2 separate regions of the Homo sapiens genome follow, and region 2 is linked to region 1. The links are chromatin contacts, found by Hi-C or POLR2A ChIA-PET in ENCODE. All regions are on one chromosome and are shown on one strand. The core of a region is the stretch at or near the end of the contact, and the rest is flanking DNA. Distances in the headings are between cores, read along the strand shown.

Region 1 (5,351 bases), core at 1,731-4,230:
GGATATTTTTGTGTTCCCTACAAATATTCTTGAGCTTTGTTCTTGAATGCAGTTAAGTTACTTGCAAAGGAGTTCGATCTTTTGGGATCTTGCCATTGATAATCATTAGATGGTACTGAAGCAATGCTCAGTCCAGGGATAATTATTACCCACCACTGATGCAAGAATCTTTTGTGCACTCTACTAAATACTTCATGGATCATGTGCTTTTCCAGTCTGGTAGTGGAAACAGACACTATTCCTGACCCTGTGTGATCAGGAAGTGCTATTACCTCTCTTCTTTTCAGGTAGTTCTTTCTCTAATATCACATAGTTTTCTCACATGCATACACTAATCAGTACTCAGCTGAATACTTGATCAGAACCCTCTGCAGATCTTTGGAGTGCTATCTTTTTTGAGACAAGAGTTTCACTCTGTTGCCCAGGCTGGAGTGCTCTGGCACAATCTCGGCTCACTGCAACCTCCAACTCCTGGGTTCAAGCAATTCTCACGCTTCAGCCTCCCAAGTAGCTGGGACCACAGGTATGTGCCACCACATACGGCTAGTATTTGTATTTTTAGTAGAGACGAGGGTTTTCCCATGTTGACCAGGTTGGTCTCAAACTCCTGACCTCAAGTGATCCGCCCACCTCGGCCTCCAAAAGTGCTGGGATTACAGGCGTGAGCCACTGCACCCAGCTCTGGAGTGCTTTCTTTGTGCAACTTTCTCTTCTCCGGTTTTGTGTTTTGTGATCTCTAGTGGCACTGGTTGTTCTATGAGATGGGGCTCATCTCATTTGTTTACCACCTCTCAGGAATCACTCTCTTTTATTGCCTGAAGTTCAATATCTTCAAAGCCATTTTTCATACATTTGCCAGTTTTTTTGGTTATTGCAGATGAAAGGGTAGGTAAATCTGGTCCTTGCCATTCTATCTTGACCAGATGCAGACGTCTTCTCCATCTCTCAAAAATGGTTGTCACAGTTAATGTTAGGTGTCAATTTCACTGAATTAAGAGATACCCAGATAGCTAGTAAAGCATTATTTCTAGATGTGTCTGTGAGGGGTTTCTGGAAGACACTGACATTTAAATCAGTGGACTGAGTAAGGAAGACCTGCCGTCATCCAAGTGGGTGGGCACTATCCAACTGACTGAGTGCCCCAATGAAACAAAATGCACAAGAAAGGTAAATTTGACCTCTCTTCTGGAGCTGGGACATTCACCTTCTCCTACCCTTGGACATAAGGACTACAGTTTCTCCAGACTTTGGACTCTGGGACTTGCACCAGTGGCCCCCTGGTTCTCAGGACTTTGGACTCAGACTGGACCATGATTCCCTGGATCTCTCTGTGGTTGACCACATGAAACTTCTTAGCCTCCATAATCACATCAGCCAATTTCCCTAGTAAAGGCCCTCATAGAAATGCAAATCAAAAGCACAATGAGATACTATCTCATACCAGTCAGAATGGCTACTATACAAAAGCCAATAAACAACAGATACTGGCAAGGTTGCAGAGAAAAGGGAATGTTTATACACTATTGGTGGGAGTGTAAATTATTCCAGCTACTGTGAAAAGCAGTTTGGAGATTTATCAAAGAACTTAAAGCCATTATTTCACCCAACGATCCCAACACTAGGTATATACCCAAAGGAAAATAAATTGTTCTAACAAAAAGACACATGCATGCGTATGTTCATTGCAGCACTATTCACAATAGCAAAGACATGGAATCAACCTAGATGTCCATCGATGGTAGACTAGATAAAGAAAATGTGGTCCATGTACACCATAGAATACTATGCGGCCTTAAAAAAAACAGGATCATATGCTTTGCAACAACGTGGATGGAGCTTGAGGCCACTATCCTAAACAAACTAAAATAGAAACAGAAAACCAAATACCACATGTTTTCGCTTCTAAGTGGGAGCTAAACATTGAGCACACATGGACATAAACATGGGGACAATAAACATGGGAACTACCAGAGGTGGGAGGGAAGGAGGGAGCATAGGCTGAAAAACTACCTATTGGATACTGTGCTCACTGCCTGGGTCCAGTATACTTATGTAACCATCCTATGCATGTACCCCCTATATTTAAAATAGAAACTGAAATTTATAAATAAATAAAAACCCCTCTCTATATATTATATGTGATATATGTTCAAGGTCACACAACTGGTAGACATAAAATTGTTTTTTAAAGATATATATAGTTCCCATTGTTTCTGTTTCTCTGGAAAACCCTAATTAATAGAATGGTGGTGTGGATTTTTTGTGTGATAGTCAACAAATGCACAGAAAACGTTATGAACTGAGATCAGTGCAAGGAAGTAATGCAGTGCTTTTAATTTCAAACATTTAACCATGCAAACTGACTGGCTATATAAGAGAAAACATTTGCTTAAGAAAGTGAATAGGTGAAGAGTAGGAGAAATCTCTCCAAGGAAAGAGAGAGTGCTTGTAAAAGACTTGTAATGGAAGATGTGTGGATCATCAGAGTTCAGAGTACCGTGTGGGGCAGGAGGGCCCAGGCAGATGGCAGGGGGTCTGATCAAGCAAAGTTTGAAAACCTTGGTAAGTATTTTAGACTATTTGAGAGCAATCAAAAGCCACTTAATGACTTTTACCATGGGATAGTAACATAATCAGATTTGCGTTTTGAAAAGACTGTTGGGTTTGTTGTTCTTGTTGTTGTTTCTTCCAAAATCTCAAAAGGAAAGAGAAAAAAATAGATGAAAATCTAGTTGTCCTTGACCTAAATTAGTATACTAGTGAAACCAGCCCAATTGTCCCACAGAACTGATGTTTACTGTTTTCTTGAATAAACATAGGAATTGACCCTTCTAGTCTTAAAGCTTGAAACTTGCATTTATCTTACTTGACCTTTTTCCCAGGAAACCAACCATGAGGCCTTCCAGAGAGTATCAAGGAACTGAAACTCACCAGATCATTGCATCTGGACAATGAGATAGCAGACCTCTCACCTGCCACGATTGCCTAACTGACCACCTGCTTCCTGTTGGCCAACTCAACTTCCTTACCCCTCTCTACTTCCTGTTTTTCCATACTTAGTTACATTCCTTACCCTCTATGTAACCCCACAACTGTAGTTGATCAGGGAGGTAGCTGTGAGACTGATCTCCTGTTCTCCTCAGCTGCAGCACCCAAATAAAGTCTCCTTTCCTGGCAATACTCATTGTTTCAGTAATTGGCTTTCTGTGAGGCAAGCAACAAGATCTAGACTGAAACCCTGGCATTTCGGTAACATTAGAAGGAAGCTCAAACACATATGGGAAGGAAGAAGAAATAATGCACCAATGTCAGCCCACAGAGCCCACAAGGTTGGGATGTCCTTGACACGGAAGGCTGAGGAAAAGGACAAACCTTAGGCAGTATAGTATGCTGTGAAAAGTGCCCAAAAGTATAGCACAACAGACTTGGCTTCAATTCCTGGTTTTGCCATTGGCTACTCATGAGACTGTGGATAACTTAATTTTCCCTACATTACAGATAAACTGAAACTCAAAGCAGCTAATCACACCTACCTTGCACAGTTCTAGTGTGACGTATAAGCCTCTCAGTATAATTCTAACCCAGTAATTGTACAATATATGTTAGCTCTCGGGGTAGTGGTATTGTATAATTAAGTCAACTCACAAAGACCAATATACGTTCAAGGTCACACAGCTGGTAGACATAAAATTGATTTTTAAAAATTACCTTTTAACTCACATACATAATTGATCATAAGAATTATATCAATTTACAATCTCACAAAAAATATCAACTTCGCACTCTCGTACCAACATGAAAAACTGTCATTTAAATAACATTATTTGATCAAGCAAGATATTAAATGATTTTATTCTACTTCTGGACTTCTTAGCAAAAAGATTTATTTCAGATAAAAAAGTTAAAATGTATGGTACTTATATGACCATAGAAGTCGAGATCAAAGGTTAGACTGAAATACAGAATACAGACAACAGTATTATGAGGTCGAATTCATCTGTTGTCGTGTGATTTCATTATCTGTTATCATTTTTCTTTTATTCTTTGACATGAGTTTATAAAGACTTTAGTGTTACTCAAAATAATCTATATTTGCAAATTTATATGGGAATATGGAGATTACACCTATATAAAATCCCTAAAGAGCATATACATTTTCAATTTGGCTTACCAAGGCAATACACATTATGGTTTATCTTACATATATGCTGGCCATCATCAAAGTCACCTTCAATGAAAGACTTGGGGAAGTAGCAGTTTCAGGAGTTAATTCTCCCCACTCTTTGAATCTATCTCATCTCTATATAGTATGCAAATTTTCTTGGAGATATTCCAGAGACTGAATACTATGGGAAAAAAAGTCTTAAAAAAAAAAGACTTAAAATGTCTGTCTTCTCTGATTAAAATTCCAGTAGATATACCTTTTAGGGAGAGAAAAGTTTTTGAATGCACTTATAATTGGACACTTTTAAAATTTCTTAATTATTTACACTTCCTGTTTGAACCAACATAATGACAATGCTGAATGAGAGCTAAAGAGCTCTCTTTTACTTGAACATAGGGATCAAATTCCACAAGGATGAATAGGGCCAGAGAGTGGACTGTTTCCACTTCAACTCATTTTGCTGCCTCTAAGCAAATTACATAAAGCCGAAAATTCACCTGTTTGTAATCAACAGCTTAGCCTCTAATACCATCACAGTTTTCTCTGTAAATATTGCCTGAGTACTTGAAAAATCATCTTAAAATATATTTTTCAAGTGGCAGGCATAATTGGTATAACATGAATTAGTCTAGTATTTAGATTGATCATGTTTATTTTGATCTTTTCAGACACTCCCCATATTCTTATGTGTAACAGGGCATAATGGAAATAGTGCTGATTAGGGATATGGGAGATCTGACCTTCAATGCTGACCCTGACCCTTGAATTTTTCTTTTGGTTTGAAAAAGTAATTTCAGTTATTTGAGTCAGCATTAGGTAAAATGAGGTTATTTAGACTAGGTGCTAAGAAAGTTTTCAGCTGATGTTTTATGAATCTCTGACCAAGGTCATGTTGATAATAAGATATATCCCAACAATTGAGATAATATAGGCTTATGCAAAGGTGAATCTAAGGTGGTGTTGTGAACACAGCATAGGACGAAGCTCACCATTGTATTAACGTGGATATATCACAAGGTGGAATTTGAAGTGGACAGGTAATTATTTTTTCCTTCTAATTTTGTTGTCACCTCAGATTTACAAAGCTGAGTTAAACATATTTCTCAATTGTTCTATGAAAAGCCCTTCTCTTGTTTTACTTTTTATTTATATTTTTTGCTTAATTTTTAGTGTCCATTTCCTTTCC
Region 2 (5,351 bases), core at 1,300-3,799, 140 kb before region 1:
TTTGATATGAATTCTGCAAACACATTCCTAGAAAAGGACTCTCCGATCTCAGAGAAAGAAAGAGGGCGAGAAAGAGAGAGGGAGTAAGGAAGAGAGACGGGGAGTAGAAATAGACACATATACACATAGAGACAGAGGAATGGATTTCTAATGATTGAAGCTTGACTCATATTAATATCCATCTATATATATGATCAAGTTTTTGAACATGTGGATTATTTGATCAATTGTATTTGATTAAAGGAAATCACACCTTATCTTACCTTTAAGATAAGGAGATGAGAATAACTGATAATCCATTTAGAGACAGATGTCTTCATTCAAACGTTACATCTTCTGAGAAACTGGGTCTTTAATACCTCAATTCATGCATTATGTCTACTTACTGCAATACCTGCATATGCCCCCACTCTAGTAATTAGTATTGAATCGTGTTGCTTATTGTCATGTCTTACAACCATGTGTTACCAAACACATTTTAATATATTTCTTTCTACTTCTTATCCATGACTCAGATTGTACCTAACACAGAAAGGACATCAAATAAAATTTTGATTAAATGAACAATTGTTCATGAGAATCTAACACAAAATTATCAGAAGTGAACTTCTGTCATTTCTGCCAATGAGTCACAGGTCAATCTCTTTGATTTAACATGAAAATCTTAATTTCTCCTCATGCTCAAAATCTATGCTTTCTACTTTTCTATTTCTTTAATGTGTAACCTGGATAAGTTCAATAGTATTAACAGGCAGCCTGTTCCACCCATCCGTGTCACATCCATAAGTATCATGTATACCTCTAGAAAAGCTAGACTTTACCCATCTTAGTTAGGTAGTATCCTTTCCTCCCACATCATTTGCTCATCACCTAGTCAAAAAGTTTGTGGTATTACTCCCTTCCCAGACATGCAATCCACCTGTCTTCATTTTGCTAAGTTCAGTCTTTCTTCATACTACTTCTCAAAGCCTGTGGTGAAATCAGGAGACAAAATCTGTGAATCAGAGGAAGGAAAGAGAAAGGCAAAACAGCTGCATGACATGAAATTACTTGTGGCTTTCACTGTGTGTCCAGTCCACAAAGTAGGCAGTATCACCCCTACCTCTGCATGTGATGATATTAAAATGTGGAGAAAGTAGGCCATTTTATTCATCCATGAGGGACTCAGCAATCTGTCCTCTTGATTTCCAGAGAATATAGCTTTGAAAACTTATCTGCGTCTATGAGACCATAAGCTCCTTGAATGCAAGGGGCTATGTCTTATTTATCTTTGTGTCAAAGATACACTTATCACATGTCACTTAACCCATTCATGTCTGTTAAGTGAATGAGCAAAATGTACCTGTTAAGTGAATGACAAAAAGTCTTTAAGTAGACAGCACAGGACTTTCCTAATCTGTCCACCTAAAGACTTTATCCTCCCATCACCTTCTTCAAGGAATATGAAGAACTATGATGTCTAAAGTTACAGTCATGTATTATCAGTTTCTCCATTTTTTAGACAAGAAAGCTGAAAATCAGAGACGTTAAGCAACTTGCCTAATGTCACTCAGATAGTATGTGACAAAAAGTCAATCACCAGTTATATCTGAATTCCATAATTCATATGATTTAATTATTATGCTATTTTGGTTCATTATCTGAAGCACTCATAGAAGACATTTATGTTGCTTAAAATTGCATATCAAAACACAGACAAACCCTAGCCTTAGGAGTATAACTTATTGATTGATATAGAAGACACACAGTCAAAAGTTAACTTACTATATGCTACTCATTGGCATGTCCCCAAAAGAACATCATCGTGCTGTAAATATTTATGTAGACATAGAATTATCAGAGAGAACAACTAGTCCAATCTTTTTGTGTGTTTTACCCAGATAGAAATGTTTCCCTAGAGATCAAGTAATGTCCTCAAGTCCCTCTGGCAAATGATGCTAGAAATAGAAATAGAGCCTGGTGTCTGTCCCCAAGTCCAGTCTTCATTCTGATACACTAGTCTGCTTCTCTTAATTAATTGCTGCTTCTATTATTAAGGTAATATCAGAATGGTCTTGATTTAATAATTCAACAAAGCCTTTTTAGCACCTTATGTTCCAGATCTTACAGAGATAAAATATGCGTTCCATTCATACTTCACAGATTCTTAAATGGAAAAGAGGTCAGCCTCTGTGAGTCGAACAAAACACACACATACACACACACACCCTTTGGTATTCAAAGAAACTTTCCCATTCATTCTTACATCTCTTGCCTCCTGCCATTGCCCTCCTCTTTATTTTCTTTGGCCAGAGTAATTAGGCTATGAAGCTGAGCTAATCCTGTTAGTGCCGCAATGACTTCTCTCACACTTGTGTGTCCCACAGCTCTTAGAAAGTCAGAAGGAATTACTGAGCATTGAATTCACCTTGCCAGAAAGATGACAAACGGGGAGGGAGGAAAAGGGAGCGTGGATGCCCAGCTGACCTGTTCTTTAACCTTTCCCTCTGGAAGCTGTTCTTCCCTCTGTGGGTGTCTGTGCAGGCCAGAGGCATGGCTAACACTGCCCTTGAATTACAAAGGGAGCAAAGTTGACGTCAGCTGTTTCTTCCTGAGAAAACATTCCACTAATTCCACAGCCAGACAGCTTGCAAAATTGCCTTTGTAGGACTGCTAAGGTCTCCTTTCCCGTCAAGTTCACTTTGTATTTACTCAGCAAAGATGCACCTACCGCAGAGTGCACCAGGAGATACAGTGTCAGAGTCATGGCAAGCCCACTTCATGGCTGATTAGCATTCTCTGACCCAGCCACCATTTCCAATCACTTGCAACCATAGACTTCTGGCTGCAGCAATTACTCCTATCCTTCAAAACACTTTCCTCCTCAACATCAGAATAAGTTTGTTAAAGCACTCTGCTTCAAATGATGCCTTGCTTGGAGCTGCTGTCTTTGACATAGTCTAAATCAAAATACACATATTCTAAACACACTTCTCCACAATTTAAATTCTGTAAATCTTATGCATACCCTCCATTAAGAATCATTGAATGACAAGAGCGATCACTTGTCTATTTAATTCACAGCTTAAGCAGAGTTCCTAAATTAACTCATGGTTTTTTTTTAATTTTTATAGATACATGATAGTTGTACATATTTATGTGGTACATGAGATATTTTGATAGAAACATACAATGTGTATGATCAATTCAGGGTAATTGGAATATCCATCATCATGTTTGATTTTTATTGAGCATCTATTAGGTCCTGGTATCGTGCTAAAACAGTGCTCCTCAAAGTGCAGTCTGCACTTTGGCAGTGTCAGCGGCACCTGAGACTCGCTAGGAATGCTAATTTTGGGGCACCACCAATAGCTGCTGAATTGGAATCTCCAGTGGCAGGGACCTGGGATTCTCTGGTTTAATGAGCTCTGCAGGTGACTCTCACAGGGTTTGAGAAGCACTGTGCTAGGCTATACATAGCTAAATGCCACTCAGAAAACTATCTGGCTCTTGAGATCTAAATACAATTGTTGAAACCTGGATTCCATGGCCTGAGTGTATTAGTTTGCTAGGGCTGCCATAAAAAAGCACCCCAGAATAGAGAGCTTAAACAGCTCACAGCTCTGGAGGCTAGAAGTTTGAAATCAGGTGTCAGCAGTGTTGATTCTTTCTGAGGACTCAGAAGGAAGGATCTTTTTCAAGTCTCTCTCCTTGGCTTGTGAATAGCTGTCTTCTCCGTATGTTTCCTCAAATCATCTTCCCTCTATGTGTGTCTCTGTTCTCTTTTAATACACCTGTCAGCCATATTGGATTAGGGTCCACTATAATGACCTCATTCTAACTTGATTAGCTCTGTAAATACCCTATCTCCAAATAAGGTCACATTCCGTAGCACTGGGCATTATAGGACTCCAACATACAAATTTGGGGGAATACAATTCAACCCATAACACTGCGGAATTTCCTATGTTTCAGTATATGTGTGTATTAGTCTGTTTTCATACTGCTATAAAGAACTTCCTGAGAATGGGTAATTCATAAAGGAAAGAGGTTTAATTGACTCACAGTTCAGCATGGCTGGGGAGAACTCAGGAAACTTACAATCGTGATGGAAGGTGAAGAGGAAGCAAAGCATCTTCGTCACAAGGTGGCAGGAAGGAGAAGCGCCGAGCAAAGCGGGGAACAGCCCCTTATAAAACCATCAGATCTCGTGATACTTCACTCGCTATCACGAGAACAGTATGGGAGAAACCGCCCCCATGGTTCAATTACCTCCGCCTGGTCTCTCCCTCGACACATGGGGATTTTGGGAATTACAATTCAAGATTAGATTTGGGTGGGGAGATAAAGCCTAACCATATCAGTATGTTAGTCTGTTTTTGTGTTCCTATAAAGAAATACCTGAGACTGGGTAACTTATTTTAAAGAATTACCTGAGACTGGGTAAATACATGAGACTGGCTCATGGTTCTGCAGGCTATAAAGCAAGCATGGGGTGGGGTTGGCATTTTCTTGGCTTCTCATGAGGCCTCACAAGAAGAGGAGCTTTTACTCATGGCAAAAAGTGAAGAGGGAGCAGGCATGCCACGTGGTAATATAGGGAGCAAGGGAGTGAAAAGGGTGGTTCCATATTCTTTTAAACAACCAGATCTCACATTAACTAACTACTCACTTATCACCAAGGGGATAGTGCTAAGCCATTCATGAAGGATCCACCCGCAAGATTCAATTACCTCCTATCAGGCCCCTGCTCCAACACCGGGGATTACATTTGAACATGAGATTTGGAGAGGACAAACAAACTGTATCTGTTATGATCTTCCAAATATCAAGCATTAGGCTAATATGTAGCTTTTGCTATCACACTCACTCTTGTAGCACCCTGGGTATGACACTAATCTTTGGTTCCCATGTGAATTTTTTTTTTTTTTTTTTTTTTTTTTTTTGAGACGGAGTCTCTCTCTGTCGCCCAGACTGGAGTGCAGTGGCGCAATCTCGGCTCACTGCAAGCTCCGCCTCCTGGGTTCACGCCATTCTCCTGCCTCAGCCTCCCGAGTAGCTGGGACTACAGGCGCCAGCCACCACGCCCGGCTAATTTTTTGTATTTTGTTTAGTAGAGACGGGGTTTCACCATGTTAGCCAGGATGGTCTCGATCTCCTGACCTCGTGATCCGCCCACCTCGGCCTCCCAAAGTGCTGGGATTACAGGCGTGAGCCACCATGCCCAGCCTGTGAATTCTTATGATGCCACTTTTTTGGAGAGTTTTGATAGACTTTATTGTACCCTCAAGATGGGTATCATGGGGAGAGGAGCATAGATTATGGCTTAGCTCCTGCCACTACCTCTTTCCTCTTCTCCTCCCTCTTCCATT

The links. A loop is a pair of places that touch in the nucleus more often than their neighbours do. ChIA-PET counts read pairs that join two places held with the same protein, here RNA polymerase II (POLR2A). Pooled maps may share reads with other maps.
Region 2: a map of endothelial cell of umbilical vein shows a loop between it and region 1 (11-fold over the local background). The contact joins two enhancer-like sites. A Hi-C loop is called at or near these places in 1 of 168 maps with a recorded cell type or tissue (endothelial cell of umbilical vein) and 2 of 50 pooled maps. POLR2A ChIA-PET finds 5 or more read pairs at or near these places in 2 of 52 experiments (OCI-LY7 and endothelial cell of umbilical vein).

The regions. Positions count from the first base shown.
Region 1 is chr16:59,065,085-59,070,435 of GRCh38, reverse strand. No RefSeq gene overlaps it. Among named protein-coding and RNA genes, the nearest start is that of GOT2, 330 kb to the right of the region's middle. RefSeq lists an enhancer at 2,626-3,825. Within about 2 kb of position 2,980, at least 3 of the 41 ENCODE cell types and tissues checked have a DNase peak (open chromatin) inside an H3K27ac peak, as active enhancers do; they include endothelial cell of umbilical vein, where a contact is called at or near this core.
Region 2 is chr16:59,208,354-59,213,704 of GRCh38, reverse strand. No RefSeq gene overlaps it. Among named protein-coding and RNA genes, the nearest start is that of GOT2, 480 kb to the right of the region's middle. Within about 2 kb of position 2,549, at least 4 of the 41 ENCODE cell types and tissues checked have a DNase peak (open chromatin) inside an H3K27ac peak, as active enhancers do; they include endothelial cell of umbilical vein, where a contact is called at or near this core.